Regions from separate parts of the Mus musculus genome. Here region 2 is linked to region 1. Evidence: chromatin loops called from intact Hi-C (ENCODE). Cell type or tissue: gastrocnemius. All regions are shown on one strand. Each heading gives the region's core, and the rest is flanking DNA. Links, peaks and the distances in the headings are about the cores only.

Evidence for each region. Hi-C counts contacts between places; a loop is a spot of excess contacts. Peaks named below come from ENCODE experiments on the same cell type or tissue, not always from the same donor. Only the 100,000 strongest peaks of a DNase experiment are listed, where the experiment ranks them.
Region 2: it touches region 1 in a loop (2.6-fold over the local background); 5 of 42 quality-filtered maps call a loop at or near these places.

The regions. Positions count from the first base shown.
Region 1 is chr12:99,678,309-99,694,326 of GRCm38, reverse strand. It overlaps a transcript of Efcab11 not described here. Among named protein-coding and RNA genes, the nearest start is that of Gm19951, 43 kb to the right of the region's middle. In gastrocnemius, for the core only: a CTCF peak has its summit at 7,720; DNase peaks (open chromatin) are centred at 7,574 and 8,660; H3K4me3 peaks cover 820 bases; H3K27ac peaks cover 2,959 bases.
Region 2 is chr12:99,624,792-99,640,809 of GRCm38, reverse strand. 1700064M15Rik (RIKEN cDNA 1700064M15 gene) reads left to right here and starts at 12,836. Exons shown (of 2, transcript NR_045288.2): 1 at 12,836-13,204; 2 at 14,482-14,757. In gastrocnemius, for the core only: no CTCF peak of the experiment used is centred there; a DNase peak (open chromatin) is centred at 12,210; H3K4me3 peaks cover 211 bases; H3K27ac peaks cover 531 bases.

The sequences.
Region 1 (16,018 bases), core at 4,103-12,102:
GTCTGTCACCAGGCAGGATTTGTAACTTGGCATGTCTCTTCTCTGCCCCACTGAGGCTGGATTTGGCACCATAACCTGGTTAATGAGATGTGAGCTAAAGAGACTGTACAGGCAGGAGAGGCTACAGAAAGCCTCTCTCTTGCTCGTTCTTTTCTATCTCCCAGAGGAGTAGCGTGTCCTCACAGGTACTCAGCTTGGAGTGTCACATATGAGTGAGACATAGATACTGGTTTGTATGCCACTGGGATGTCAGGCTCATTTGTTACAGTTGACTGATACAAATGGTTGCTAATTGTCATGAACAAGTGAAAAATGGCTCAACTCCAGTACATGTGGATATTGATTGAGCTGGTAAAAAATTAGCAAAGGGGAGGGGGTAGGGTAACGTCGGGAGGGTTGGAATGAGGAAAGAGAGGGAGAAAAGATGCAATTATATTTTATTTTCAAAAATAAAAAGTATTTAAAACAGAAATTAATCCTAAATATAAGGAAATTATGTTCTTTGGTCAGATTGAACAAACAGTAACAAAAACCCTATTTAGTATGTGAAATTTGCAAGGGCTGTGAGAACCATAGCATCATGGTACACGCACATGAAATAGGCGTTCTTGAACATTGCTAACAGCAGTCTGCAGTAGGAAGAGCTGCTGGGGACTAAGATGGAAGAGTAAGATGATAAAGCATGAGGCCTGCTAGGCACCTTGGTGTGCCAGGGACACTGTTCCAACTTTGTTAACTTCTCTTGTATTCCTTAGGCCAGTCATGTATTCTAACTCACTGAATGCCCCTAGCCATCTTGAAAGGAAAATATACTGAATGATATATTTTCAAAGCTTATAAAAAAAAAAATGTGTCTGTGTTCTTTGACCCATATCATGAAATCTCTCCTAAAGAAAAAAAATAAAAGATGAGTGTTTCGGCTTGTTTTATGTCAACTTGACACTAGGGTCATTTTGAGAGAGGAAACTTCCATTGAGAAAATGTTGCTATCTGATTGACCTGCGGAAAAGCTTGTGGTGGGTTTTCTTGATTGATGATTGATGTGGGAGGACCTCTTGGGAACTACAAGAGCAAACCATGAGGGAAAAACAGTAAGCAGCACTCATCCGTGGTCTCTGCATCAGCTCCTGCTTCTAGGTTCCTGCCTGGAGTTCCTGCCCAGACGTCCCTGGATGATGGCCTACAAGCTCTAAGGTGCATGAACCCTTTCCTTCCCAAGCTGCTCTCGGTCGTGGTTGTTTACAACAGCAACACAAACAATAAAGTGTGAGGTTTTACGTAAGGATGCGGCATGACCCATAATTATGGAACGCAGAAGCAATATAAATGTCCAGAAAGTAGGGGTCTTCTAAATAAACAGAGACAAATAAAAGTAATATACAAATATTCAGGGGGCACGAGAAGATGTATTCACACTAAGAGAAAACCCGCTTATGTTATCAACGTAACTGTTGTTTATACCTGCTGGGAGAGGGAAAACCGGATTTTCCCAGTGAAGCAGCCACTCCAGGGCAGGTCTTATGTTCAGGAAGAGTTGACCAACATATAATGGACTCCACTTGGTTTTGTACTTTTATTTGGTTACAGTTTTATTGTTTTTGTTTGTTTGTTTGTTTGTTTGTTTTCTTTATTTTTGAGTGTTGTTTTATTTTGTTTCCTTGATTTCTAAGGTTTTGTTGAATTGCACTTTTGTTTTTTGAAACTTAAAGTTGGGTGGGTAAGAAGGGAGAAAGGATCTGGAAGGACTTGGAGAAGGGAAGAATATGATAAAAATATATTTAAATTTAAATTTGTCTAATGATAAAATACAGAGAGAGAGAGACAGACAGACAGGCAGGCAGACAGACAGACAGACAGACCGAGAGACAGAGAGAGCACTTACGGTGTTTCTGTCCAATACTTTAGCGGCTCATCACAGGAGAGCTTCACATGTGGTTAGGACAAATTGAGATGTGCTGAAAATGACAGCCTAACAAGAGGAAGACAAAGGAAGTGAAGTAGCTCATTAATAATGTTCATTGATTGCCAGGTAGAAATTATATGTTACTCTTGTTAAAATTAATGTCTCCTGTTTCTTTACGATTTTTTTAAATGTGGATAATTGAATAATTAAAATTTCATCTACTGCTCAAGTTTATTTTGGCATTGTGGCAACGTAGTGTCTCGACAACTACTCAACTGCTTTGTAGGGCAAAGACAACCAAAGGCTGTGGGTAAACGAATAGATGTTGTTGCATTACAATAAAACTTTATTTATAAAGCCAATCAATGGGAATGGGTAGAGGATGGGGAGTGGCTATAATGCTCTGGGCCCTGGTCTAATCCAGAACCTCCTAGCCTTGGCTGTTTTGGCATTTAGTGCTAGAAAGGATGTTGAGGGGTGGGATTGTGTAATGGGGGTGGGACTATCCTGTGCATTGCCGGATGCTTACCACCTTTGGTAAGGCACAATATTTATAAACATTGTTAAATGGCCTCCTGAAAGCACAATTGCTCTGACTGGTAACCACTGCTTTTAGCTTATATAGTTTTATTTCCATAAAAAAAAAAAAAAAAGAGGGAAAGAAGGAAGGAGAAAGGAAGGGATGTTCTGGAAAGAGGAACACCAAGATTGAATACAACATGTTCTTTCGTCACATCTTTGTTTTTCTATATTTCCTAGGTTAAGCACATGTTACACACACACACACACACACACACACACACACACACACATATATATATATATGAAGAATCATGTAGAAGAAAAAAAGCCAAATGGACAGAGATAAAATAAAATGAAATGAGATAACAGAAAGGAAGGTTGGAAAGAATGCAGCCCCACCCTCTAAGGACAAGTTCTATACTTGTTCGAAGCCGGAGAGTCACTCCAAGATGCAGTGTCACAAGTAGACACTGTAGGTGGGTATCGAAACTGATCTCAGAGTTGATGGGTTTGGATCCATGCATCTGCTACTCTGTGGTAGGTCGCCTCTTGCCTGGTATACAGCCAATACTCAGCAAAGTCAACACGCTTACAAAAATACGTATCTTTTATTTTTGAGATTATTCTATATTACATCACCCCACTCCACTTACCTCCCCTAAGCCCTCCCATATACCCTGTCTTTGAAATCCACGAACCCATTTTCATTAATTTTTGATTTATCCACAAGTCCTTTCACGCACATTGTAAGGTCTGTTGGGACCAACACACCTGGACTTGGCAGAGGAAAGGAGGGAACAAGGAACGAAACAGAATTTCAAAGCAAAAGAAGTGAAAACTGTTTCCACACAGCTTCACACAAAAGCCATACAGTATCCCAGCAACTAAAAAACCTGTGCCAACTTAAGTTGTATTTTTAAATATAATAATAATAATAATAATAATAATAATAATAATAATATAAATGTAATATTATATTTAATATATAATTATATACATAATAATATTAATGTGTTAAGGCTTGGTCTTTTGCTATGTATTATAATGCTAAATACTGGCCCCCAAGGCCTAGTTGCCCCAAGGGATGAGAGAATCCACACATACAATGTGACCTTCCTCCTTAATTTAAAACTATTGGTTAAATAAAGATACTGACAGTTAATAGTTGGGCAGAAGAGACATAGGTGGGGCTTGGGGTTCCCAGCCTTGGGGGTCAAAGGAGAGCCTCAAGGAGGGAAGGAAGAAGGCGGAGAGTGGAGGAAGCTGCCATGGGGTAGGTGAATCATAACAACATGGCCATGAGGCTGGCCAATTGGAGTTAGGAGCTGCCCAGGTGGAACATGGGAAATTATAAAATGGGGTTATTGGTGGGGAAATGGATTCTAAAAGCACAGAGGGCAGATATCTGCCCTGCTCTGGTGCTGATTAAGGCTTATTATAAATATGACGGTTGTGTGTCTTTTATCTGGGAACTGAATGGTGGAGTAGAAGCCCCTGACTGAGATTAAATATTTTTTACAACACTAATGATTAGTAATTACTGTTGTAAGTATCACTGACCTATGCTTATCATGCTCTGGTCAGTGTGCCTAGGGCTTTGCATGATTGTCTAATACAACCTTTCACAGACTTCTGAAAGGTAGGCAATATTTGGAGGATAGTTACATAGATGCGAAAGCCCAGGGGTTGTAAGATGTGTGCTGTATTGGTCCACTCTTCAATGTTGTGACAAATACCCAAGAAAAACAACTCAAAGGAGCAATGCTTATCTTGGCTCATGGTTTGAGAGATCCCGGTCCTTGATAGCAAGGTTCCATCCCTTCCAAGCTGTGGTAAAGCACCGTTATGGTGTGTGGGGGGGGGGGGGGAGATAAACGCCTCACCTCATGCTAGTCCAGAAGGAGAGAGAGCAATATAAACTAACTTAGAATTCCTTAGACCAAACCCTACTTCCTAATAGATAGTTCAGCTGTGACTGGTAAACCCACTGATAAACTTACTACCCTTGTGATTCAATCACTTCTTATGAGCACTATCAGCTGCAGACCACGGCTTTAACACAGGAACCTCCTGGGAACACTTCAGAGCCCAACCATAAACACTCGCTTAAGAAAGGGAATAAATCCTGAAGTCCACAGGCTTGGTAGCGTCCACATGTCTCAAAGCTAGTGATCTATGTTAGAAAGGAAACTACTTTCAAATGGAATTCAACTTTTCATCTTGAATAAATAAATAAATAAATAAATAAATAAATAAACCCATAGCACCTAATATTAGTATTTGGGAATTAGTCCTTGTGAGGAAAGAAAAAAGATTTTTCTCACCTTCCTCATGGTGGATCTGAGAAGCATGTCGAATTCAGGCACAGTTTGAGCACATTTATGGGAAGGTATGGAGAGCTACCCCAAAAGCCCAGGCAGGAAGTAATCCTAACAGGCCGTGGGTATGGACCCCATGACTCATGCCAGGCAGAAGAGGCCCTGGCTGTGTCTGAGAGATTGAGGGACCCGTGGCTGAAGCAGGAGAAGAGAAGGCTTCTTAGAGAGTCTGTCAGCAGAGTCTGAGGCCATCATCATTGGCAGGTTGTGTTGAGGTAAAACAGGGTCAGATGCCTGGGTCTCTGGTGGGGGACACAGAATTCCCAGACAGCAGTGCCCTCCGAATGACTTGCAGATGATGTCCTAATGTTCTGGGAATCTCAGTGTCATTTGCTACTCTGTCAATGAAGAACACGTGTTTTGCTCTTTCCTCAACTTCCAGGCAGCTCCCTAAAAGAGTGGGGTCCGCAGAGAGGCATAAGTATTTCCTAGCCTCTTTCCCTTTGCTAAGCTCTTCTTTGACCTCATCTGACCCCTCCCATTGCCACGGTATCCATCACTTTTCTGTTGCTGAGATGAAACACCATAACCAAAATCAACTTGTAGGAGACACAGTTTATTTTGGTCTCAGTTCCGGAGGGAGAGGCCATAATGGCTGGAAGGTTGTCCAATGAAGGCAGTCAGAGAAGGAACCTGGCTGGTCATGTTTGACTTGCACAGGAGAAGCAAAGAGAATAAACAAGAAGTGAAGCAGGTTATAGCTGTCTCCTGAGAGGCTCCACCAGGGCCTGACAAATACAGAGGTGGATCCTCACAGCCTACCATTGGACTGGGCACAGGGTCCCCAAGGAAGGAGCTAGAGAAAGGACCCAAGTAGCCGAAGGGGTTTGCAGCCCCATAGGAGGAACAATATGAACTAACCAGTACCCCCAGAGCTCCCAGGGACTAAACCATCAACCAAAGAGTACAAATGGTGGGACTTGTGGCTCCAGCTGCATATGTAGCAGAGGATGGCCTAGTCAGTCATCAATGGGAGGAAAGGCCCTTGGTCCTGTGAAGGCTCTATGCCCTGGTGTAGGGGAATGCCAGGGCCAGGAACTGGGTGTGGGTGGGTTGGTGAGCAAGGGAAGGGGGAAGGAAATAGGGGTTTTTGGAGGGGAAACCAGGAAAGGGAACAACATCTGAAATGTAAATAAAGTAAATATCTAATAAAAATACATTTTTGCTCCATAAAAAAATTTAAAAATTAAAATAAAAAATATATAATATTAGCTGTGATACTCCTACATGGAATGTCAGCAGTCCATACTTATGATTAAAGATTAGAATGGAAAAAAAAAGAAGTAGTGAAGCAGAGCTATAAACCCTCAAAGCCCGCCCCTAGTGACGTAATTCCTCCACCAAGGCTGCACATCCCAGAGGTTTCATAAGCTCCCCCAAACAGCATCAACAACTGAGGAGCAAGTTTTTAAATATACGAACCATTGGGAGGCATTTCTTATTTAAACTACCATAACCACCTACATCAGTCTTTTCTTGATCCATGTGGGGAATGGCTTGGTTAAGGGTATAATTCAATGAGAGTTCTATCCTCAGCATCACCACAAAGAAACAAACAAAGTGGGTGGAAGGAATAAGGAGAATACTACACTCTTAAAAAATGTATGCTTGCTCATGCTCTACCATGGACCAGTTGAATCTACATCTACAGGTTTTGATAGTAAAAGAAAAATTCCAAAGATGCTTTTAGGGTTCAGCTGGAATTGGAAGTTGCTGGTCTAACTGGTTCCTGCCTGTCACTCTTCTCAGCATGGAAGCAATGTTTCTTCCAGGACTGTGGTTCTCAACCTTCCTAACACTGCGACCCTTTAATACACTCCTTCATGTTGTGGTGACAATCCCCTCACACCACCATAAAATTATTTTTGCTGCTACTTCATAACTGTAATTTTGCTACTGTCATGAATCATAATGTAAATATCTGATATGCAGGATATCTGATATGCAATCCCTGTGAAAGGGACCCTTCGACCCGTAAAGGGGTTGCAACATCCGGGTTGAGAACTGCTACCCTAGGCATTCACACCTCCTCCATTGCCGCAGGCCTTAGGGAGCAGACAGACCATCACTGCCCATTCACTACCCAAGTCCTGGCACACAGCACTCTCAGCTCAAACCCCTGTGATCCATCCCGGTAGACCCCGGGTGTGTGTGCTCCATGGATCTTCTGGGCCTTGCCTTCTTGTGATCTGAACGGCACTTGTTCCTGCTGATAACACCCCCTCTTCACAAGCCCCACCTTTGCCTCTGTGACCCCCACTTCCCTGGCTCCCTCCTCCTTTTCGTTGAGCCACCTCAGCCTATTTCATGGGCCCCTTCTCCTGACTTCTCCATTGCTGTCCTCCTGAGGGCTTCTTGACCACTACCCTCTTTGCAGAGGATGGCTTCCATGCCTCCTCCTCCATCTCACATGCCCATCCTGGGCTCCGAAGTTGATGATTGGACAGTTCTGTCTTGTTGCCTTAGAGGCACATCAAACAAAATGTCCCCCAATGGATGCTAATCAGCTATTGCCCCAACCCTTTATCCTGTCTCCCTTGCTTTATTGAATGGCACTAGTTACACAGTTTAAAATGTCAGGAATCATAGTCACTTCCATTTTCCTCCTCCCTCCAACAACCATTCTGTCATAGTCACACCTCTACCTCCTTTCCACCAACAGCTTACTGTCAGATGACCTCATTCAACTCCTCCGTGGGTGGAGGGGATGATCTCATGCCGTCCTCCTGGCTCAGCCGTGTCCTGTTTCAACACATGCTTTGGCCAAAGGGATTCTTTTGATACACAAATAAGACCATGTCAGTCTCCTGCTTCAAATCCTTGCACCCTTCCCCGTGGACTTCCAAATCTAAACTTAGAAAGGTCCACCGGGCAATAATAACTAGTCTTGCCTGCCTCTCCAGTTTCAGCACCTGCTACAGCCAGCAGATGCCCCATGAATCTCTCCACAAACTGCCTACCCACCACCCTGTATCCTCCCTGCCTTCCCTGACAGTCAACGGTCTGCCATTCAGAATTCAGACTTGTGCTTAGAGTTTCCTATCTCCAAGCCATCCTCCTCTTTCTCAGTGTCTGCTCCAAAGCCTAGAAAACAGCAAGTGTTGGAAGGAGTAGGGTCAATAGCAGTATGAATTTTGGAGTCAGGTATACGATTGCAAAGGAGAATTCCAATGCCTTCCGGATCTCATATACATGGGCTTTAAGCGTAGGTTTTTAACAGGAAATTGCACAGGGGCCTCCTGGCAGTTTTAAACAGGATATTCTTATTTTGCCTGTTTTCAGTGTTGTCCTGAAAGAGACCTAGTTTAAGTAGTGTTCTGTGGCTAGGAAATATTTGAAAACCAATGATCTAAATTATTCAAATAAATAGATAAGTACAATACCAACCTCCAACCCCCCTCCGAAAGGAAATCTCCAGATGTTTCCTCCTAGGCAGATTAGGGGTCCCCCTCCCCCAGCACCACGATTTCCTACCTGTCTAAATGGAGTACTCGTTTGTTATATTGGGAGTTTCACCTACTTGCTCCCCACTCCACTCACATGAGTGATTATTGTTTCTGGTGAGTAATATAGACACAGGCTGAGACATTAAGAGATGCCAAGAACCGGCATCCTGCCCCTGTCCTCCAGAGGAGACTGACTTTATGGCTGGCTTCAGCATATGATTCCGGAGATTTCTACGCAGGGGCCACTGCTCTGGAGAACAGGAAGCATATTCCCTTGAGGGAAACAAGGAAGAACAAGTCTTCTCTCCATGGCCACTGGCAGTTTACTGAGACGGTAGCCTCAGAAGACGCCTGGCCCTGCTAGTCAGTGACTGTGACGAATGTCTTCAGGTCAGCTCTTCCAACATCAAAACCAGGTCTTGGCAGGTACCCGTAGCATTTGCTTGGCTCATCTCCAAATATCCATTTAGGCCAACTTGCTCACCCACCAAGTGGTACAGTTTCCTCCTAATACATTGTGGTAATTCAGAAAACACACCACTTAAAATGAGATGCTCTTGGACGGAGGGGAGGGGCACCGGACTTTGTTTTAAGCCTGAAGTGAGTAGTTGGTATTTCAATAAATGTTGGGCCAATTCGCCTTCAAATGGAGAAGAAAAAAAAAAATCCCTACCTTTTTACATCATAGAAATGAAGATCTAAATGGGAAAAAAATTCCAAACTATTAGAATAAATGATAAGGCAACAGCTTCATGAATTTTTGCCGAGAAAGGGTTTTCTTTAAGACAGCATTAAAGAAAAGCAAACTATTAATGGGTCCGTGTCTGATTATACCTAATTAAAACCCTTAATGAATAAGATTAAGAGACACGCTGTAGCCCCAGCAAAGGTATTCACAGAATACCTAGCAGGCAGGATTATTATCAAGAAAGTAGGTAATCCCTACAGATTAGGTAGAAAAAAAAAAAAACAAACTCTTCAACACAAAGGAAAAATAGGTGATGGCTGTGAACCAAAAATGTATAGAATGTAAATATGAATACATAAACATATTCAAATATTTGACTTCAGACATAATTAGGGAATTGCGGTTAATATAATGAGGATTTTTTTCCCCAACCACGCTGGCAGAAATTTTTTAAGTTTGAAAATATCAAATGTAGGCAAGGTTGTGAGGGAGCTGCTATTTCCTTCCCCTGCTGTGGAGGGTGGAACTTGATGTAGCCATGTTTGAGAGCATTTCGGCAGCATCCCATAAATTTGAAAACCCAAATCCTAATGACGTAGCATTTTCTAGTGTGAGCATTCCCCCAGGGGTAGTCTCACACATGTGCACAGATGCATATCTATGCCTAGTTCTTATCTCAATGTGCACTATGGTGAGAAAAAAAATACTCTGGTATCTGACTTCTGTGGACGTAATGGCTGCCTGTAATAGTTTTCTAGTGCAGTTTTCTAGGGGTCACTGTAACAAGTTACAAATTTCTCACAGTCTAGAATCCTAGGCCAGCAGTTAACAGGGTGGTTTGTTTCTTCTGAGGCCTCTTGGCTTGCGGATGGCCACACCGTGCCTTCTCAGTCTTTCTCTGTGCGTGTTCTGTCCTAAGATTTCATTCTTTTACATACACCAGCTAGTTAGGGTCTATTCTGGTGACCTTTTAACGAAGAAACCTTTAAAAACCCTATCTCCAGATACTGAGGAACTAAGGCAGTGGTTTTCAACCTGTAGTTCGTGACCCCCTGGCAGACTTTCATCTCCAAAAATGTTTATATTATGATTCATAACAGTAGCAAAATTACAGTTATGAAGTAGCAACAAAAATAACTTTATAATTGAGGGGTCCCCACGACATGAGGAACTGTATTAAAAGGTCTCAGCATTAGGAACACTGAGAACCACTGCACTGGAGTTAAGACTTTAGTCTGCGAATTTCACGAAGAGACAGTTTAACTCTAACACTGTTCTTCTAGGAGCCAGTGGGCTCCATGGGAAACCTTAGCCTACATCTCAGAAAGCAAAGCCGTGCAGAATGCACGTGACACATTAAGGTTGTAACTGTGGGTCACAGCCCCGTGTGGCATCACTTCACTGAATGGGGAAAGGGGTCGGGAAGCGCTATAACGGTGAAGATTTCTCAATGCGAAGTGACCAACAATTAATTTAAAATGAACCATGTAACAAGTCTGAAGCATGGGGTGACTTCACTGTAGCTTTGAGTCCTGACACATGGTGTGTATGCACGCTTTGTATTGTGTACACCAGCCAGCTGCAAACCAGCCAACACTGTTGGAAACATCTTAGCTCCAACTTGAGACTGTCTGTGATGAGTTGTGTCAGTTATCCTGTACAAAGCTTCTTACTTTTATTGAAACATAATGTTTAAATCATGGAAAACAATGGCATTTAATACCTTTCTACCATCATACCACACATAGCATTTTTGCATAGATTTTTTGCATTTTGTTATGTTAGAATGTTTGATTTTAAAAATCACTATTTGCGATGCTGACTTGAGTTTTACTGAAAGTCATTGAGTGGATTTGTGCTTGGATAAGAACAGACTCTGCAGTAATCCTGCAATGGTAGTGAACGGAGGTCTGCCCCCTTGAGCTGTGTGTTTATGCAAAATAACATTCTCAACAGTTGACTTATAATATCAAAATATTGCTCTACCCTGAAAAATACTGAAAGTGCTCTTTGACCTGAGGTATCAGATATTCAGCCAAGATTTAATTCTTTATAAGAAAATAAACAATCATGTCTGTCTCGCCACTTCGAAAATCTGCTTTTTCCTTTAATAAATGGTAAAATCATAAGTACACAAAAGAGTCATTATTTTTTAATTTCTTCTAATACTTCATTATTTTTCTCTGCTTCTGTCCCCCCCCCCCTCTCTCTCTCTCTCTCTGTGTGTGTGTGTGTGTGTGTGTGTGTGTGTGTGTGTGTGTTTGCAGAAGTCAAAAAAGCAGAAAGGCGACTGGGGTCCCATGGAACTAGAGGTGCAGGCAGATGTGAGCCACCCAAAGTGAATGTTGGGAACTGAATGAGTCCTGGAAGAACAGCAGGCATTCTTAACCTCGGAGCCACTACTAAAGCTCCCCAGGAGACTTTTTTTTTTAAAGATAGATTTTAAAATAAATTTCTTTATGATTTATATCAAATAAATATTTGATTGCACACCTATTTGGCATACTGGTGTGCCAGGGAATCCCACAATTTTTTTTTTACATGGAAAGGGGTTGTAAGTGAGAAACTTTCAGAAGTCGTGATATATGAAGTATGATACTACTTACCACATATGGGCATGAACCACATATACAAACCTACACAACTATTTTATATATGTACAAAAACATATAAATGTTCTAGAAGGATCATTTAAACTGATTAGGGCTTACCTCTTTGTAGTCAACAAGACTAACAGTGTTTCATTTATTTTTAAAAAAATATTGGCGAGCTGAGGTTGTACCTCAGCAGGGGTGAACTTGACTAGAATGTCTAAAGTCTTAGGTTCCATCACCAGCAAGAGGCCCTGGGTTCAATCCTCAATTTAAACTAACTTTAAAATGTTGAAACAGCAACTCCTGGAACTTTCTCAAAAGCTGAGGGCATACTTGGACACAAAGTAAATCTCTACACATACAAGAAAATTGAAGCAATACCCTGCATCCTATCTGACAACCATGAATTAAAATTGGATCTCAAGAAATAACAGAAAGCTGACAAACTCATGGAAACTAAACAACTCACTACTGAATGAAAGATGGATCAAGTCAGAAAATAATAAGGAAATTAAAGACTTTCTAAAGTTAGATGAGAATGAATGTAGAGCATATCCAAACTCGTGGGACATTGAAAGCAGTGCTTAAGAAGCAAGATCACATAGCACTAAGTACCCACATTAAAAAGCAAAATGGAGAGATCTCATACTGGTAACTTAACAGCACACCTAAAAGCTCTAGAACAAAAAGAAGAAATCACACTCAAAGGGAATAAATGGCAAGAAATAATCAAACTCAGGTCTGAGATCAATAACATGGAAACAAAGATGTTGTGGGAAATATTAAAAAATGGAACCAGCACATTCCCACAGTTGTGCCAGCAACTCTGGGCCCCCCGGCAGTCTGGCAATGGCTGACCTGTTTTTATCTCATGGAGACTCTGACTCAGAATTCCACAATCTCTCCACCCAGCTCGCTAGGTTCCCACTGGCTGGTTGTTACCATGCCAACCCCGTGCTTCAAATCCCCCACAGCCTTTGTGGTGCACATCTGGCAAACCCACGCTTTGCCTCTGTACCTTTCTCTCCTGAACCCAGTCAAACCACTGCTTGAAGGAAAACACCACACAGACTTAGCTCAGAAACAATGGTAACTCAAGCTCTGGGCCCAACAACTAAAACTTTATCTTGTAAGCCCTATTAAATCTGATTCCTTTGGTGGCAAATTCTGACAGATCAGCCATGATACTGGGATACTCTAGCAGCTACATCTCTCCCTTTATGCTGTCCCTGCTCCAAAACCCTCTAACTCTCTCCTGCTTCCTCTCTTCCTCCATCCAACCCGGAAGTCCCTCCTACTCACCCAGTGGTTGGCTCTTTTATTCTAGGAGATCTGTTCACAAGGACAGAACCAGGTCCATCCATAACACAAAAGTTTTTAAAACAAAAATACAAAGGATGAAAGAAACAGAATTAGTTCTTTGAGAAAAATTAGTAAGTTTTGAAAACCTTTATCCAAATTAATGAAAAGGCAGAGAAAGAATATCCAAATTAACAAAGTTAGAGGTGTAAAGGAGACATAACAACAGATGCTGAGGAAATGCAAAAGATCATAAAGAAATACTTTAAAAACCTATACTCCACAAAACTAGAGAGTCTAAAAGAAACAGATAAACCCTTGTCCAAATTAACTAAAAGGCAGAAAGAGAACATCTAAGTTAAAATTAGAGATGAAAAGGGAAACATAACAACAGACACTGAGGAAATCCAGAGGTTTGTAAAGACATGCTTTAAAAACCTGTAAACCACTAAATTGGAAAATCTAAAAGAATGAATAATTTTCTTAATATATACAATCTGCCAAAGTTAAATTAAGGTCAGATAAGTAATTTAAACAGATCTATAACTCCCACTGAAATAATAGCAGTCATTAAAAGTCTCCCAACCAGGAAGGACTGAGGGCCCCAAGGAGATAGGGTCTTCATTGGAAGACCAACAGAGTCAACTAACCTGGACCTTTGGGGGCTCCCAAAGACTGAACCAACAACCAAAGAGCAAGCATGGGCTAGACTTAGGCCTCCATGCACAACTGTAGAATATGCCCACCTCAGTCTTCATGTGGATCCCAAACAACTGGAATGGGAGCTATCCCTAAAGCTGTTGCCTGTCTGTGGAATATGTTCCCCTAACTTGGCTGTCTTGTCTGGCCTTGGTGGGAGAAGATTCTAGCCCTACAAAGACTTGATGTGCCAGGGTATCAGGATACCCAAGGGGTGCCTCCAATCTCTCATAGGAGAAGGGGAGGGGGTATGGAAGGAGGGGCTATGGTAGTATGGAAACTGGAAGTAGGGACAGCGATTGGGATGTAAAGTGAATAAAAATTATATATATTATGTTGGGAAGAACCATTTTTAAACCTAATCTTCAGTATCTGTCCTCTATAGTTACATAAAAACAAGTTAGCTTTGTTGTAAAGTGATATTTTTCTTTCAGATTTTATAATAAACACATATTTTTGTTACATAGTATGTACATTAGTATCAATAAAATGTGATCATGTAAAAACATCTTAAAATAACATAATTGTTGGCTACTCTGGGTTGAATAAATTCTACATGCTATGCAACTTAAAAAAAAAAAAAGTCTCCCAACCTCCCCACACCCCAAAACAGGTCCAGGGGCAGATGGTTTTAGCACAATATTTTACCAGACTTTCAAAGAAGAGTGAATGCCAATACTCCTCAAATTATCCCACAAAACTAGAAACAGAAGGAACATTTTAAGAGGCCACAGTCACCCTGGTACCCAGACCACATAAATACCAACAAAGAAAGAGAATTATGAACCAATTTCCCTTATGAACATAGATACAAAACTTCTCAATAAAATACTTGCAATCCAAATCAACGAACACATCAAAAAGATCATTCTGATCAAGTAGTATTGTTCCCAGAAACACAGGGATGGTTCAGCATATGTAAATTAATAAATGTAATCCACCATATAAACAGACTGAAAGGCAAACCACATGATCATCTCACTAGATGCAGAAAAGGCTGCTGCTGAAACCAACACCCATCCCTGTTAAAAGTCCTGATGAGAACAGGAATACAGTAGTATAACCTCAGCAGAATACATATAGTCTACAGGAAACCCAAAGGCAATATCAGCTTAAATGAAGAGAAACTCAAAGCAATTACACTAAAATCAGGAACAAGACAAGGTTGTCTGTGGAGAGCTTTGGGGGCCGCTTGGCAAGAATCTGACACTGGCCAAGAACAAGGAAATGGGTTTCAGTCAGGAATCTGACTTTGGGCCATGACAAGGAAATAAGTTCAGGCAGGAATCTAATTTTAGGGTGGAACAAAGGAGTAGGCTTTGGGCAAGAATCTGATTTTGGGCTAGGACAGGGAAGTAGCCTCAGATATTTTGGTCATCCTGATAAGCCCTTAGAAACCTTGGATCACGGGAGTGATCATGGGACTCTGTGTATTGCCTTTCTTGTTCCTTGACTATTTGTGGTTTTTGTCTTGCTTGTTCCTTAACCTAGAACTGACCTTACTACTTGCATGTAATTAAAGTGGTATAAAGGCAGATTGGGAAAAAGTAAACTCACCTCAGCCTCAGAACTGGCTGGGGTCAGGCTACAGTGTGGTCTAATTGTCTTTTTATTTTTCATCCTCACTCCTGCACTGGAGAACCTATTGACTGACAGAGCTGGTTTGGTCAGTTGTCCACTCTCCATACGTATTCAAGACAGTCCTTGAAATCTTTGCTGGAGCAATAAGACAATGGAAGGAGATCAAAGAGATAAAATTGGAAAGGAAGAAGTCAAAGTATCTTTATTTGTGGATGATATGATCAGTATATATAAGTGACCCTGAGAATTCCACAGGGAAATTTCTAAAGCTAATAAACTCTTTCAGCAATGTAGCTGGATAGAAAATTAACTGGCTGAAATTAGTAGCCCTCTTATGTACAAAAACCAAATGGACTGGGAAAGAAATCAATGGAATACTACCTTCCACAATAGCCTCAAATCATGGACACTATCTTGGTGTAACTCTTAACTAAGCAAGTAAAATATTTGGATGATATTCAAAATATTCAAGGTACTGAAGAAAGAAATTGAAGAAGATATCAGAAGATAAAAAGATCTCCCATGCTCATGTATCAGTAGGTATCATATAGTAAAAATGGCTATTCTACCAAAAGCAATCTACAGATTCAATGCAATCCCTATCAAAATTCCAACACAATTCTTCACAGATCACAAAAGGAAAAATTTCAGCTTCATATGGAAAAACAAATAAACAAACAAATCAGAAAAGTAAAACCAATCCTGAATTGTAAAAGAGTTGCTGTAGTTATCACCACACTGTTTCACGTTGGACCACAAAGCTATAGTAATAAACATAGCATGGTACTGGCACAGAAACAGACATAATGACCAATAGACTCAAACTGAAGATCCAGGAACAAATCCATGCGCCTATGTACTGGCTGGTTTTGTGTGTTAACTTGACACAAGCTGGAGTTATCACAGAG
Region 2 (16,018 bases), core at 4,513-12,512, 54 kb after region 1:
TAAGACTACGCAGGGGAAGGTAATAAAAGAAACAAAAGGCAGTGGAGGGGACTGCACTAGCGGGAGTCGGTATTCTGTAGCCGAGAGGAGGGGTTGGTTATTCTCTGTTGTTTCATGTGTGTCTGTGGTCTGTTGGCTCCCTAAGACAGGGGACTGCCCCTTTTGTGTTTTGTAAAGCACCATGAATAAAGAGCTTCGGGTATAAATAACATTGTGGTTTCTGCCCCCCAACAGGATGTACAGCAGCCCTACCCACTCCAGCTGCTGGTGGGATTTGACTTTTCAGGGTAACTTCAATTTAAAAGAACAGTCTCCTGTTGAGAAGGGGCCCCCACGGAGGGTTAAAAACAAGAGGAAGTGCTGGGAGCCTTGAGGTGCTTAGCACAGTGGGTGCCCATTCTGAAGAAAGGGAGCATGTGGGGATGGGCAAAGGCCTTTCCTCAGCTTTAGGCGGTCTGGCTTAGGGAACTTGGGCCCCAGGCACAGTAGTTACAAAGACACAGAGCACAACTCTACTCTGCCACTTGCTGGAGTCGCAGTAGGACCATACAACGGGTACTGTTAGGCTGAGAAAAGACAGCCTATCTTCCAGACTGCAGCCAGATTAATTTTCCAAAAGCGCAACTTTGAACATGCCTTTCTGCTGTTCCGAACTGGCAATGGCCCCCAACTGCCTGGCAAAGCAGTTGCTGTGGGGTTGGTGGCGCTCGGGGCTTTGCGGAGGAGCCACCAGTGAGTCTATTAGGAACCTTCTCAATCCACATTTCCATCTTCGTGGGGGAGGGGTGATTAGGTCACTGTGTTGCTGGGCTACTCAGAATGTCCGCAGTAGTCACTTGGGACACAGCTCTCTGAATACCGATTTTCCAGACTGTTAAAGAGCTGGCTGAGTGGAAAGCTCTCCACTTACTGGCTGTGCCATGCTGTGCCATGCTGTGCACATTTCTTAATTTTTGTAGGATTTAGATGCTTACCTGTAACGCAGAGCGTTGTTATATCTGCAGCATCTTGATCAATATTTGGTGCCTTGTAATCTTTAATTTTATATTACTATCGTTATCACTTATGTATAGGAGAGAAAATAAATTAATTTGAAAATATGCTTGCTGAATGTCAAAAGTTGCTCTGTGGTGGTGGGGGGGGCGAGGAGGGTGTGCATTCACACCACACATACACATACACACACACACACACACACACACACACACACACACACACACACCTCGACTTTCTTTCCATAGAGGTTTCTGCCCTGAACAGATAGGACATGCATAGTGAATGAGGGCTTTTAAGTCCTGAGAGCACTTGTAGTGTCCAGTTAGCCCCTCCTAGGCCAGTGTTTCTCAACCTGTGGATCGTGACCCATTTATGAGTTGAACTACCCTTTCCCAAAGGTCACCTAAGATTATAAGAAAACACAGAGATTTACATTATGATTCATAATGGTAGCAAAATTACAGTCATGAAGTAGCAACAAACACAATCTTATAACATGAGTCACCACAACGTGAGGAACGGTGTTAAATGGTCACAGCATTTAGGAAGGCTGAGAAGCACTGTCTTAGACTGACTTAGACCCCAGTCAGCCAGAGGTCAGTGTGGTGGTTTTGTGAAGAATTTGTGCTCTCATGATGACTGTGGGAGTGGGACAGGAGCAGGAGACACAGTTCCACACTGATACCCATAGCAACCTGAATCCTTTCCAGAGACCTTTCTCTGGATGAAGCTTGGATTATATATATGTATATGCTTGTTATGTATGTATGTATGTATGTGCACCACATGCTTGGGGGTGCCTTAAGGAGGCCAGAAGAGGGCATCAGATCTTCTGGCACTAGAATTACAGAAGGTTGCTTGCTTCTTTGTGGGCACTGGGAATCAAACCCTGGTTCCCCAAAGAGCCCCAAGTACTCTGAACTCCTGAACCATTTCTCCAGCCCAGAAGCTGAGATCCTTGACTTTGCTGCAGGAAGAAACTTCACAATGAGTTCATTGCTAAGAGGGAGACTGGGGCTCCCTCTTGGGATCTTAGTCTTAGAAAGGAACTCAGAAGAAATCTCAAGGTCAAGTTTATTAGGGTTTAGGAGGAAAGCAGTCGTGCAGGGGCTGTGGGTCTGGGCAGCTGGCAAGAGAAGGGAGATGAAGGAGAGGGGGAAAGTTATGTCTGTGTGAATGTGGATCCAAGAACGTGGGCATGGTCAGCAGTAGAGGTCACAGCAGGGCTGGAGATTTAAAGGACAGCATCAAACCCATTTTTCTCCATTTTAGGACCAGGCCTGATGTCAGAAAGAGAGCCAGCAGTCCCATGAACTAGGCCACAAGTCACCAGCCCCAGGAACAGACTGTAAATTCCAGGAACCAAGCCATAGGTGACCAGCTCCAGGAACAGACCAGAAATTCCAGAAATAAGGTCATAAAACCCCCTCCCATAGAACAGCCTGGAGATAACCACGAGAATGGAAAAATATCTTATCTCAGGATGGGCCATCTGTGCTGGACAGTTCTATCTCATCCTGTGGTTAACCGGTCATGACATAGGAATACAGACCACTGACCACTTGGCACAAGCCAGTCAGGAGCCGACCCCTGTGACCTCCCCAGCACCCACCAATGAAATTTTAGATTACCTAACCCACTCTGTAAATATCAAAGAACTAACATAGTAGCCAATCAAAATTATACTGATGTCACCACTTTGGCCTCTACCAATCACGTTAGAGATTGCCTAATCCTACTCGAGAGTTCCCCTGGTTCCCTGTAAGAAGGCCTGTGCATCTTTGTCTGGGGTCACCATTTGGAGGAATGGTTGACTACTGCATGCTGGTTGTTTCTGCAGAATAAACGCTCTTTGTCTTTGCGTGCCATTTGACTCTAGAGTCTTCCTTCAGCGATTTTTTCAGACCCTTACAGGGATAGGGGCTTCAGAGAACATGTGAGACACTCAAGACCCAAAGAGTCCAGCATCACCGTTAAGACTATAATGAAGAGCCACACCAAAGCCCTCTACCAAAAGGGATGGCAATGCCTGGACTGGAGTTTGGGTCACACCCTCAGCTACAATCTCCAGGGAGGGTGATCGTTCAGGTAGAAGGAGAGAACACAGGAAGTCAGAACTCCTTTCTGTCACTCTCAGCCTCTAGTAGGGACAGAACCAAGGACATTTTCTGATCCTGCCTAGGCACTAGGATTCGAACTACTCAGCCGAGGACAGTGGATCACTAAACAGTAGCTTAATGACTGGCTCACTCATTAAGAGGTTGGCCTTGGAAGACACAGTAGAACACCTGGTGTCCCAATGCACAAGACTTTACAGCAACCTCCTGCAGTGATGGACAATACCCACCTTGTAAAGAAGACCAACTCTTAGGTCTCAGTTCTGCCTCTGTGGCAGTGAGTGAAAGTGGTACTCGTCCCACTGCCCTCCTCTACAGTTTGTAAAAATAAAGAGAGGTTACTAGCAGTTCTCAGCCTGTGGGTCACGATCCCTTTGAGGGTCAAATGATCCTTTCACAGGGGTCACCTAAGATCATCAGAAAACACAAACATTTTCGTTACGATTCATAACAGTAATAAAATTATAGTTATGAAGCAACAACAAGAATATGGTTGGAGAGTCACCAGGACGTGAGGAATGGTATTAAAGGGTCACAGCATCAGGAAGGCTGAGGACCACCGCACTAGATGACCTATGAGATTCCTTCCGGGTCTCACACCTAAACTCGGTGAGATCATCCAGGTAATGACCACACGCCAGCTGTTTGGACTTGGTAGTAATGAAAGGCCCTGCATGCTTGCATCCCTACCAAATTCATTGTTCAAACCTAACCACCAGCGTGACGGACGGCAGGAGAAGAGCCCTGAGTAATGACAGCAGGTAGATGAGAGAATTGTCTTATAAAAGAGTCTCCAGAAACAGCCTTATCTTTTCCACCTTGTGAGAACACAGTGGGAGGCAGAGGCAGGCAGATTTCTGAGTTCGAGGCTAGCCTGGTCTACAGAGTGAGTTCCAGGACAGCCAGGGCTACACAGAGAAACCCTGTCTCAAAAAAACAAAAGAGAGAGAGAAATAGAGAGGGAAAGGGGGAGGGGGAGGGGGAGGGGGAGGGGGAGGGAGAAAGAACATAGTGAGCCAGTGCCATCTGTGAACTAGAGAGGGCCTTGCTACCCTCTGGTACCCTAAGGAATGGAAAAGCTTACTATCCTCATGTGCAGAGATTGCTTCTGCAGTTGGGACATGGTGTGATCTGCTTCATGTGTCATAGGCAAGATGTCAGCAGAAGAGAGGAGAAAGGCACGGGAGAAGCTATGAAAATGAAGTCGAGGGAGTAGAGAGATGGCTCAGCAGTTAACAGTGCTTGTTGCTCTCACAGAGGACCTACAAGCTCGCAGAGCCCTCTTCTGGCCCCTGCAGGCATCTGCATATATATATGCATATACACAGGCACACAGAGAGACTTATAAATGAAAATTAAATAAACCTTAAAAAACAAATGAAGAAAATGAAGCTAAGTTATACCATGTCCTTCTAGGGGACAAAGGAACAGTCTAGTGTATGAGTTTGCTGTCATCAGTGATGACTAGCCTGGTCATTCATCAGTAGGATTCTACCATATAGACATGATCTTTTATGAGACCAGAACAAGGCCAGTCGTGATGGTACACATCTTTATGGAAGCAGGAGGATCTCTGTGAGTTTGAGGCTAGCCTGGCCTATGTAGGGGCTGAAGAGTGATATTCTCTTTCAAAAGAAAAAAAAAAAACCCACAGCCAGAACATAGTCAAGGTGACTCTATGGGTAAAACAGTTGGCACGCAAACCCGGCAACAGGAGTTGATTCCCAGAACTCGTACATGATGTAAGAAAAGTACTGTGTCCACACAGTGGCCCCTTAGCCTCCACAAATCACATAGTACCCTCCATAAATCATATATCACATGTGTGCATTGGCACACTCATGCTCACACATACATAAACATATCATACACACAAAAGAATAATTTTTTAAAATGTCAACTTATCATAAAAGCCATTAGCAAATCAAATCTGTATCCTGACCCTAGTTCCTGAAATATGATCAGAATGAGACCAGCTTTGTCCGTTACTCTGAATGGGACTGTGACATAGCTGAAGGTACCTGGCACTCAGGCCTGGGAGAAGCCATCTTTCATTACCTGTACTTGTATAGGCGTGCCTAATGAGGGACAATGTTCCCACACTTGAAAACAACTTCCCTTGATTTATGGTGTTAAGCAACTTGTTATTTTAAACGGTTTAGACGGCTATTTGCCTACACAAGCAAGCACATTCTTTGAACTGAAGCCCATTATATGACCCCTCTTATCCCTGTAGGTGACAAACAGCAACAAATGCAGAATTGGATACATTTGAAGGGTTCCCAGTGTGTGCATGGATGTACAGGCCAATAGGAAAAGGCACACTTGTTAGGGATAATAGCTGCTTTACACTTCACTTGCCTCTTATGAATTAATTATTTCATCTCTCAACTCTAAGAAAAGCATGTCATATTTCCTGACTCATGCTATTAGGTAAGTACCAGAGAGAATTATAATATTCAAGGTGACTATATCTATGGCCAAGGTGGGTGGCTCTGCTGCAGTAATTCAAGGAGTAGAAGATTCTATTTACTCTCTTTTTTGTTCTACACCCTGCTAAAGGCATTTCATTCATTCAGTCAATCATTCATTCCGTCATTGAGTCAGTCAGTCGCTGAGTCTTGTGGGTGTGTGCGTGAATATGTGGTGTATGCAATTGTGTATATTCCAGTGCATTCACCCAGGCGCTTATGTAGGACCATCACAGTGTCTTGTTCTCAAATCCCCACCTCATGGCCTTGAGACAGGGTTTCTCATTGAACCTGGAGTTAGGCTGGCAGTCAGCAAACTCCAGCTATCCTCCTGCCTCTGTCTACAGCAGCCCCAGGATTACAAGCACATCTGCCATGGCTTTTTACCTGAGTGCTTGAAATCTGAATTTGGGCAAGTGTTCTTATCTACTGAGCCATCTCTCCAAACCCTCAACCAACTTTTTAAGGCTCCATCCATACCTATGTTTTTAATATCAAAAGTGGGATTTAGTGTCAAGTATAATCTTATCTCCCAACCGCTCACAAGTAGCTGATAAGTTGGACTTCTTTTTTCTTTTCTTTCTTTTTTTTTTTTTTTTTTTTTTTTTGGTTTTTGGTTTTTGGTTTTTCGAGACAGGGTTTCTCTGCATAGCCCTGGCTGTCCTGGAACTCACTTTGTAGACCAGGCTGGCCTTGAACTCTGAAATCCGCCTGCCTCTGCCTCCCAAGTGCTGGGATTAAAAGCGTGCACCACCACCGCCCGGCTAAGTTGGGCTTCTTAATGGTGCTTAAAAAAAAAAGGGTACCACTTGCACTGTATCAATCTCCATGTCTTCTCGGGTCTAAGGGACTGAACTAGCTCTGAAGCCAAGACGGGCAAGGCTGGAACACCAGTTGGTCCATGACAAATGTTAACCCTTGGCAAGACTTATGTGGTTTCAAGAAGCCCCAAGTCTCTTGTTGAAAGTAAAGTCCCCAAAGAACCCACCTGATGTCATTGTAACAATTGGTAAATAAGGTTTTTAAAGGGCCTAGATTAAGCCCTGTCGATGTGAAGGGCTCCATCAATTTTTATGGTTGCTCTTGTCATAAGTGCCTGGTTGTTAACTGGAGTTCCTACTTAGGGATCATTTCCTTCTGGGCTGACATAGGAAGGGCAACATCCTCAGTGACACAGGGAGATTCCCAGATGGATAAGATATTCTACAGGGTGATAAGAGCCGAACACAGCTACACCACACTCGAGGGCACGGGCTAAAGTCCGTAGTCCAGCAGCAGAATGTCTATCTGCCACATAACACTGTTCCACTCGTAGGCTGGAACAATCTGTGGCTTGGTACTCGGAGATCGTGTGGATTAGAGGTCTGAGGGTGGCTCATCTCCAGCCTGTGCCTCGGGTTGCCCACAAACCACAATGGTAGTATTTTCGAAATAGTAGCCAAGGAGACTACATCGGCTATTTTTGTTTCTATTCTGTTTTTTTCCTCTCCCCTTACCAGTTTCTCCTAAGTTGCTTGATAAATTCCAGGAAGACAACAATTCTCACAGTTTGTCACGGGAATCCTTCCCGAAAGAGATGGTTCCACATGGTACTAGGAACTTGACTTCAAAGAAGGAATCCAAGACGTTGCTTATGTGCTAATCAAAAGAAAACAGGGTCATCCCTGGCGGTGGGTGACATTTAGTAGCTTTTTTTAAACAAATTGTCAGAAGCATGTCTTATCTTTATTTTATATAAAAGGTTTACATAATAATCTATTTTACCTAAATGTTAAAGCATGTCTGAAAATATCTAATTAGTACTGTAAGATAAAACATCAACAAAGAAGATTCTTTACGAACCTTCCTGGGATTCTGTATCCGTCTCATCGGTTACTAAAACTTCCACCCTGGGAAAATTGTATTCGGAGGGACTGGAGAGATGGCTCAGCAGTGAAGAACACTCAGTGCTCTCAAAGAGGAGAGGAATTGGCTTCCTATCACACCCACATCTGGGTACCCACAGCTGTCGGTAACTCCAATTCCAGGGTTCAGATGTCCTCCATTGACCTCTAGGGGCACTACATGAATGTGATGCATGTATACTCATACAGGCATACGTATGTATGTTCATACATACATACATATACACACATACATACACACACATATGTACACATATATACATACACACATACATACATATACATACATACATATATACACACATACGTACATACATATATACATACATACATATATATATATACACACATATATACATACACACATACATACATATACACACATACTTAACATATATACATACATACACACACACATATACACACATACATACATACACACATACATATGTACATACACACACATATATATATACATACATACATACACACATATATACACACACACATATATATACACACATACATACATACATATACACACATACATACATATACACACATACATACATATACACACATATATACACACATATATACATACACACACATACATACATATACATATACATACACATAAATACATCTTTAAACTGTATTAGGGTTTAATGGAAAGAGACACACTGGCTTTTGGGAATGCGGAGGAAATAGCTACTATAAAGACTGTCACTGAGAAGAAGTGCAGGTTCAGAGCAGCCACGTAAGCTGCATGAGGAGCTGCCTTCTACCCACTGTAAGTCCTCACCTGAACACTGCTATGGCTTCACAGGGCCAGCTGACGAGAGTACATTTCAGGCTAGGTTCAGAAATCGGTTAGCTCACTATATTGGTGCAAACTGAAAATGGATTACTTCCAGATCTTGACCCCCTGAGAGGTATCTCTGAGACCAATGGAAATCAATCATTTTAACAGAGCTTCAGGCTTGCTGACCATCCACTTTGTATGGAGAAGGAAGTGGTTGTAAGTAAGGGACTCAGAAGTAGTGATAGACTGCATTGATTTGTCATGGGACCAGAGGAACACATCGGAAGATGGAGAACAGCGGTTCATAGGGGGAAATACCTACCGGAGTGAGCATGGTAGACACTGCATATTAATCCTGGTATTCGCTGCACAAGAAGCTCTCAGCAATCAGTAGGATGACTCCTCTAGGAAGCATTGGCTAGCCTTTCTCCTCGGTGACCCCAGACAAACCCAGGATGGTAGTAGCTCCAGTGATAGAAACATAGGCCATGCCTAAATGCACCAAAGCCAACTTAGATACTGTCCTGCTGAATGTTAGTGTCCTAATGATCAACCTCAGAAACTGACTCTGTGTCTGGAGTACAGTAGTACCATTCCTGGAGAAAACAAACAAACAAACAAACAAACAAACATTCAAACAAACAGAAACTTGGTGGTGAGTTGACTACACTCTTTCACTTTGGAAAGGGTAGCATTTTTCTCTGACTGGACTGAATCAACTCTAAAGTCCAACAATAACAGGACTCAACATGCCTAACCAATCTCATCACCTTTAGTCCATTTTTCTTGAGAAAGGAGTTACTGGTGACATGAGACGCTGAGATCCACTGTTCACACCACATACCAAACATTTTAGCGGCTTCTAGACTAATAAATTGTGACCACTTTTTAGAGATTCAGATGCTAAGTTACAAACTATACCCAATGAGAGTGGGGCATATTGAAAGTTTGAAGTTGTAGCTAAAGAAACCCTATAATCTATAAGAAGAACTTAGTGGAACCTTCTGGTTTGGAAGACCAGAACCACAAGCAAAATGCAGATAGTTGGTGTAAGCCTGCTCACGAGGTCTCAGAGGGCAACAAGGAAGGACGATATTGGGAACTGAGCTAGAGGTGGTTCATGTTATGTTCTGACAAGGAACCTGGCTCTGTTTACCTGGGACCTGAGAACTTGACAGAAACTGAATTCAAAAGCTGTAGAGAAAGAAAATATAAGACAGCATAGCATGAAACTGTCGCATGGCTTCTGGTCTTAGCACTTATCCATATTTTCAAGGACGGAGAGCAGCCAAATAAGACAGATTTTTTTTTAAAAAAGTGCCATTTGGTGAGGAAGAGTGTGAACAAGTTTAAAGGTATAGTCAAGGAAACCTCAGAGAAAGCAGATGCAATTAAGAGAGACCCTCAGCTTATAGGATAATAGGAAAGTGCACTAAGGACCAGACCTCATCCACAGGCCGTGCCAACCTTTGGCAATGCAGATTTATTTGAAAAGAGAGCGCGTGAAATGAGAACACACTGAAGTAACTACCTGCTATGTCAAACAATTGCCTAAGCAGACATTTTTCCAGATCAACTTCCAAGGTGTGGTAGGCCACTTTAACTGTGAAAGAAGGGGGCTAGGCTATAGGTGTTGGGATCTAGACTTTTGTTTGTACCGAGGTACTGAGGTTTCAGATGGCTGTTAAGGCCAGGTAATGTGTCAGGGTTGGGTTTTCTACAAAGAAACCCTGAGAGGCATTGCAGGGAGTTGTGAAGGTGAAAACTACTGACTTTTTTTTTTTTTTTTTTTTTTTTTGGAGAAAGGGTCTGCATGAAACTTCTATGTAGACCTGGCTGACCTGGAACTCACACAGATCCACATGCCTCTGCCTCCCAAGTGGGCAAGAGTATTGAACTGTTAAGACCACAGGGACTCTGATGCCAGAATTACTGCATTTTGCTTTGAGATGGCCGTAAACCTACAGGATGGGGTGGGGGAGCTGATATTGTAGTTAAAAATCAATGTGTTTGGGTTGGGATTGTGATATTTAATCTTCATAGTCATTCCAATTGTATTTAGACTCACCTAGCGGACACATCTCCGGGCGTGGGTTCAAGTGGCTTCCAGAGCTATTCAACTGAGGAAGACCCGTTCTGAATGTCAGCAGTGGCAGCATCACACAGACTGGAATCTCAAACTGAATAAGGACGGAAGGTAGACCCTGGAATCCAGCTCCTCCCACCCCCAATCCGCTGATCCCTGACTACAAAGGCCATGTGGCTTCCTCTTCATGCCCCCACTGCTATGCTTTCCCCACTATGACCAACAGGACTGTCAAACTGCACGCTTCAGTTGTTCTGTCCGGCACTTTATCCCAGCACTGAGACTAACACAAGGCACCATCCTTCAGGATGCAGTATATGCCTAAAGCCACTCGCTCCTATTTAGCGTTTCCACTGAGTTGGATACCTGGGCCTTAAGGACAAGGGCAGCCTGGCTCACTGTCGCTCCCAGTGGTCCTCCTGGAGGCTGTATGCTCCTCTTCCTTACAAGGCTCTAGTTCATTGAGGGAGGTGTTTTGTACTAAGGGATGTGTAAGGAAATCCAATTAAGAGCTACAGCCCATTTTGCACTCTGAAAGCAGAGACTGGTTACCATACTGTCAGAAGAAACCAACCCTGAGGAGGAGGCAGGACTACTGACACATGAAGGGACAGGAAGGCAGATGCTGATACTCAGCTAAACCACCAGGGTGATACTAGCTTCCTCCATACCCAGGCTGAACTCAAAATAAGCCAGTTGGAGCAACCACTGTGTAACGGAGACATGGTTGCAAAGAGCTCTGATTTCTCAAGGAATCGGTGTCGGCTCACTTGGTCAACCGAGCTCAGTGTTGGCTCAGTCAGACTGAGCCACCTGGCTTAGCAGAGGGCTCTTAGAAGACGATAGTAATTGGGTAGATCGATATTAGTTATTGCTTTGGACCAACTGTAGAATCAGTGGCTATGGTTTAATCTCACTAAATCTGTCACCAGTTAGAACCTTGAATAATTTGTGGCAGAGTGGAATAGACTTACCTTGTGGGGTGGAGGGGTGGGGGTGGCGAGATAGACTGTAATGGGTGCTATAGGTAGTCTCTTCCCATCCTGCCAGGTCCCACCCAGCCCCCGAGTGTTTAGATGCTTTACTGCTCACATCTCGGACTTCCAACTTCCGACAGAGGACTTCCTTTCTTTATTTTACAATAGTTAATTCATCCTGGCCCAGCCAAGGTCCCAGAACACTAGGTGTTTATGCTCACAAGGTTCCATGCAGCCAAAGATGGCTGCAGGGATGGAGGCGGGGCTGGGGTGAGGGAGAGAGAAAACTAACAATGGTTGTACAAGGGATACCCTTGCTGTGAAATGGATGCTTTGGGTCAAGCTGTGGCTGGATCTTCACCTTAAATTATTACTCTTTAGCTTGGCTCCTCACCACTCCCCCTATAATAGTTTCTGCTGGAAGCACTTCCTTAATAAATAGCTTGCACACATATCCATGACAACCCAACAGTTCCCTAGGAAAAATAAATAAATGATAAATAGGTAAACTTTGTGGACATAGTTTAGTAGAAAACAATTTTTTACACCCCTCCTTCCAAGGATCTACCCCAACACGGGATAACCACAACCAGCGAGTCAGTCTTTGGTTACCATTTTCTCTCTTTACTAAGAATTTCGAGTTTCTCATTGTGCCAGGAGTACTTTACAGACAGGGACATCTGCAAATTATCAGGGATGCATCCCAGTGTAAACCGTTTGTCCAAAGGTATTTTGGCCATCTCTGATTTCAAGTTCTCAATCCTCTTGTCAGACCTTGTTCCAGACAGCATGTCCCAGTTGGTGTGGGTATGCGTGCTTGGACAGCAGAGAGAATGGGGGTCTAGCCAAGAGGCAGCCTAGGGGGAAATTTGAGCAATCTAAAAAAACTGGACCTCATGAGTATCCTGTCCCATCCACCCAGCTGTTTGACCTTGGCTACACTTTATGTTAAATGAATTAACTAACCTCTATATCATAAGATTTTTATTTAAAAGAATTAGATGACATACAGAAAGTGCTTTGCACATCTCCTGGTTGAACGCAAGACATGGATCCGGCTAGAGAGGAAAGAACAGTGGGTTAGGAAGCCTTCCAGGGACTTTAGGGACTTTTAAATCAGATCAAGTGAGGACAGACGAGGAGGGAGGGGAGAGGAAACAAAACAGAGGTGTTTCCTCCCCAGAAAGGGCCACATTGCTCCTGGGTCAAGGAAAGTGGACCTCATGAGGGCCAGGAAGGGGCGACTCTCTCCAAAGGAAGAAGCTCTGAGACACTGGGCCACCACGTGGCCGTCAACCCTACCCCCACCTCCACCCCCCACCTCAGTCACCACCAGGCAGAAGTAGGTGAAGGGTGGAAGCCCAGAGACCGCGCCGCGGAGGCGGACGCCCGCTGCAGGTCTCCTAGCAACGCCCGCCCCGCCCCGCCGGGCTTGGAGCGCCGGCGCCCGAGAGCGGGGACCGGCAGGCCATGGTTGCCATGGCAGCGCAGCCGCCGCGCCTGATGCTGGCGGCTTCTGCGAGAAGCTCGGGCCCTGAGCCCCGTGTGGGCGGCCCGGCGGCAGCCCCAGCTCGCCCAGAATGGCCCAGCCACCGAGTCGCCCCTCCGGCGTAGCCGGATCCCGTGCTCCGGTCCACGTCTACGGGGGCGGGTCACGGCTTGGAGACTTTCAGTTCCTGGGGACCGAGTTGATCTTCCCGGCAATGTCTAAACTCGGCAGAAACGTGCGTGCGCGCTCCCTCACGCGCACACACCAGCGGCCTTGAGGCTGTGCTTCTTTTACGCAAATGTTTTCTCCTGAAAGACTTTTTTTTTTTTAAGTCTAAGAAAGAGTATATGCAGAAAACGGTGAGGCTTCCAAATTCTGTCTTCGAAAACAACGTTGAAATAAATGATCCATTTCTTAAGGGCCATTTTAAAATCGAAAATGTCCGTATACTGGATTCTGAATCCGGACTGGCAATCTGCAGTGGGCTTCACCCGGAGAATCCGGTTAGAGGTTTTAAAATTTAAACCGTTTACACCACCCCACTCCGCCCCTTGCTAGGGCAATAGTCTCGCTAGGGCAGGAGAAGCCACTCGCATATACAAAGCTCATTCTCTGGCTTGAGAGTATTTTTAACTGAGGCGGAGTCAGTCACGTGTTTGTGATTTTAATCAAATTGACAAGGGCTCTGAACAGGAAAAGCTTGCCATCTAAATTCGAACACAACGTTAGGGACATAGTGAAGCAGCCTCTTTGGTCTTGTTTGAATCAGAGCTTTTCACATCTTAATGTTCTGCATATATTTTCCTCGATCCACTGCAACTGGAAAATTTAAATGAAAGCCTATTTCTTAGATTCATTTTTATGGTAAATGTCTCTGGGCTGAGATTATGCATATTCTCGATCAACAAGAAACCCGAGCAGCAATCACCGGGAATTGAGCACCTTGCTGATTGAGCAACACTTGAACCTGGAGGCATGAACAGCCCTAATCTCAAAGTGAAAATCCTTCACGGTATATTTCAAAAGAATATTTACAGCTAACCTTTTCCACTCCGAAGGATCATTCACTTGCAACTTTCTTACCCATCGCTTTGTCAGAGTAATCGCTTTTAAAAACTACTTTTTACCGATTTTTTTAGTTTGTAGCTGGTGAGATGATCATATAAAAAGTATTTATGGGGACGCAGATGAAATGACTCAGCAGGTAAAGGTATTTGCCGTGCGAGCCAGACAAGTCAGTAGGACCCCTGGAAGCCATATAAAGATGGAAGGAGAGGACGCAGGCCCAGGTGCATCTGTACCCACACACAGTGATGGCTGATGTCGGTGACTGAGTTTTTAAAGTATAGCCAGATATGGTGGAACATGCCTGTAACTGTAACACTGTGGGGAGGCAGAAGCAGGAAGTCCACTGCAGGTTGGAGGTCAGCCTGGTCTACACAGCTAGACAACGTCTAAAACAACAACAATAACAAAAAAGAGCACAGTTTTAAGAAATTGCTGTGTAGCCAAGGCTAGCCTTGAACTCTCCTGCTCTCCTACTCCACAGGAATGCACCACCGTGTCTAGCTATGAAACAAGGTGTATGGACACATGCATAGCTATTCTCTGACTCTTAGTCATTTTCTCCTTTCAGGGTCAAAACAGAAGAGCAGTATCATTTACATGGTGGAGGGGAGAAGATTAATTCTGAAAGCGCAACCAAGCATCTGAAAACAACAGTCTCCTGTTTAGCTAGTATTGGAGGAGAAAAATAACCAACCTACGCTACTATGTATACTTGATAAATTTTTCATGGAAAGGGTGAATCAGTGAATCGACTTCGGATTTGCTGGTTTAAATATGTTGATTGTTGAAACGACAGTGAATGTTATCATTAAATTAGCCCTTGTTAATGTTTTCTCTTTGGTAATTCTCGCCATCTCTCTGACTGTTCATTCATTATCCCACAGCTCTTTCTCACAAAGGTTATACATTGGTATGGGCCCAGAAAACTTGACTGCAGGATATTGGAAAGTGTCTGCAAGTGTTTGGCAATTAGAATTACCCAGATCAGCTCTTTAACTGCTGGGTTAGATGTTGTTATTGTTGTTGTTTTGGGGTGTTTTTGGGTTTTGGGGGGGTGTTTGTTTGTTTGTTTTTAATTTTTCAGATGAAAGCTGAGTTGTACATCTTAGTTAGCCCAACTGTCAGTTCAGGGGAGCCCACAGGATTTATGCATGTCCTATTTTATTAACAATCGACAACTCAGAGGACCTCACTAGATGGTCTACATAGTTTCCTGACGTGGAAACGAACTGCTGGCAGCTGTCAAAGTTGACTTCAGGATTGCAAGGTTCCTGTCTTATCATTTATAGTTATTGTTTCCTTGGGAACCTAATATTTATCAAACATTGGATCCTTTCTCACATTCTCCTTCCCTCTTCCTCAAATCACCAGCAACCTTCAGTGCTAAGTATCTTATCATTACTGCAGCCTACTGGCCTCCTATCTAATCCCGTTCTAAACTCGCTCTTTGCCTTATCTACACAGCTTTCATCTTTCAGAGGCTTATCCTAATATGAACTGCTTAACCTTTCTTCGTTTTCCCAGATTTCTCGACTTTCATTCATTTGCCTATATACCTTCCTGCTTCCCGTTTCACCTCTCAGATAGTGCAACGAAATAAAGCAAAACGCTTATCTTGTCACCTCAGACACGCTCCTGTTCCCACAAAATGTGCAGTATTCTTGCTGAGCTCATACTTAGCGCTCCCTCTCTCTTTTAAAAAGATTTATTTATTTTATTTATATGAGCACACTGTAGCTGTCTTCAGACACACCAGAAGAGGGTACTGGATCCCATAATAGATGGTTGTGAGATACCATGTGGTTGCTGGGAATTGAACTCAGGACCTCTGGGAGAGCTGTCAGTGCTCTTAACCACGGAGCCATCCCATACTTAGCTCCAGCCCCCCACCCCATACTTAGCTCTCTTGACCATGGTACCATGCAGATGTTTCTGGCATTAGAAGATGCTCCCAGGGATGGAGAGATGGCTCCGTGGTTAAGAGCACTGACTGCTCTTCCAGAGGTCCTGAGTTCAATTCCCAGCAACCACATGGTGGCTCACAACCATCTATAATGGGGTCTGATGCCCTCTTGTGTGTCTGAAGAGAGCAATGGTGGTGTACT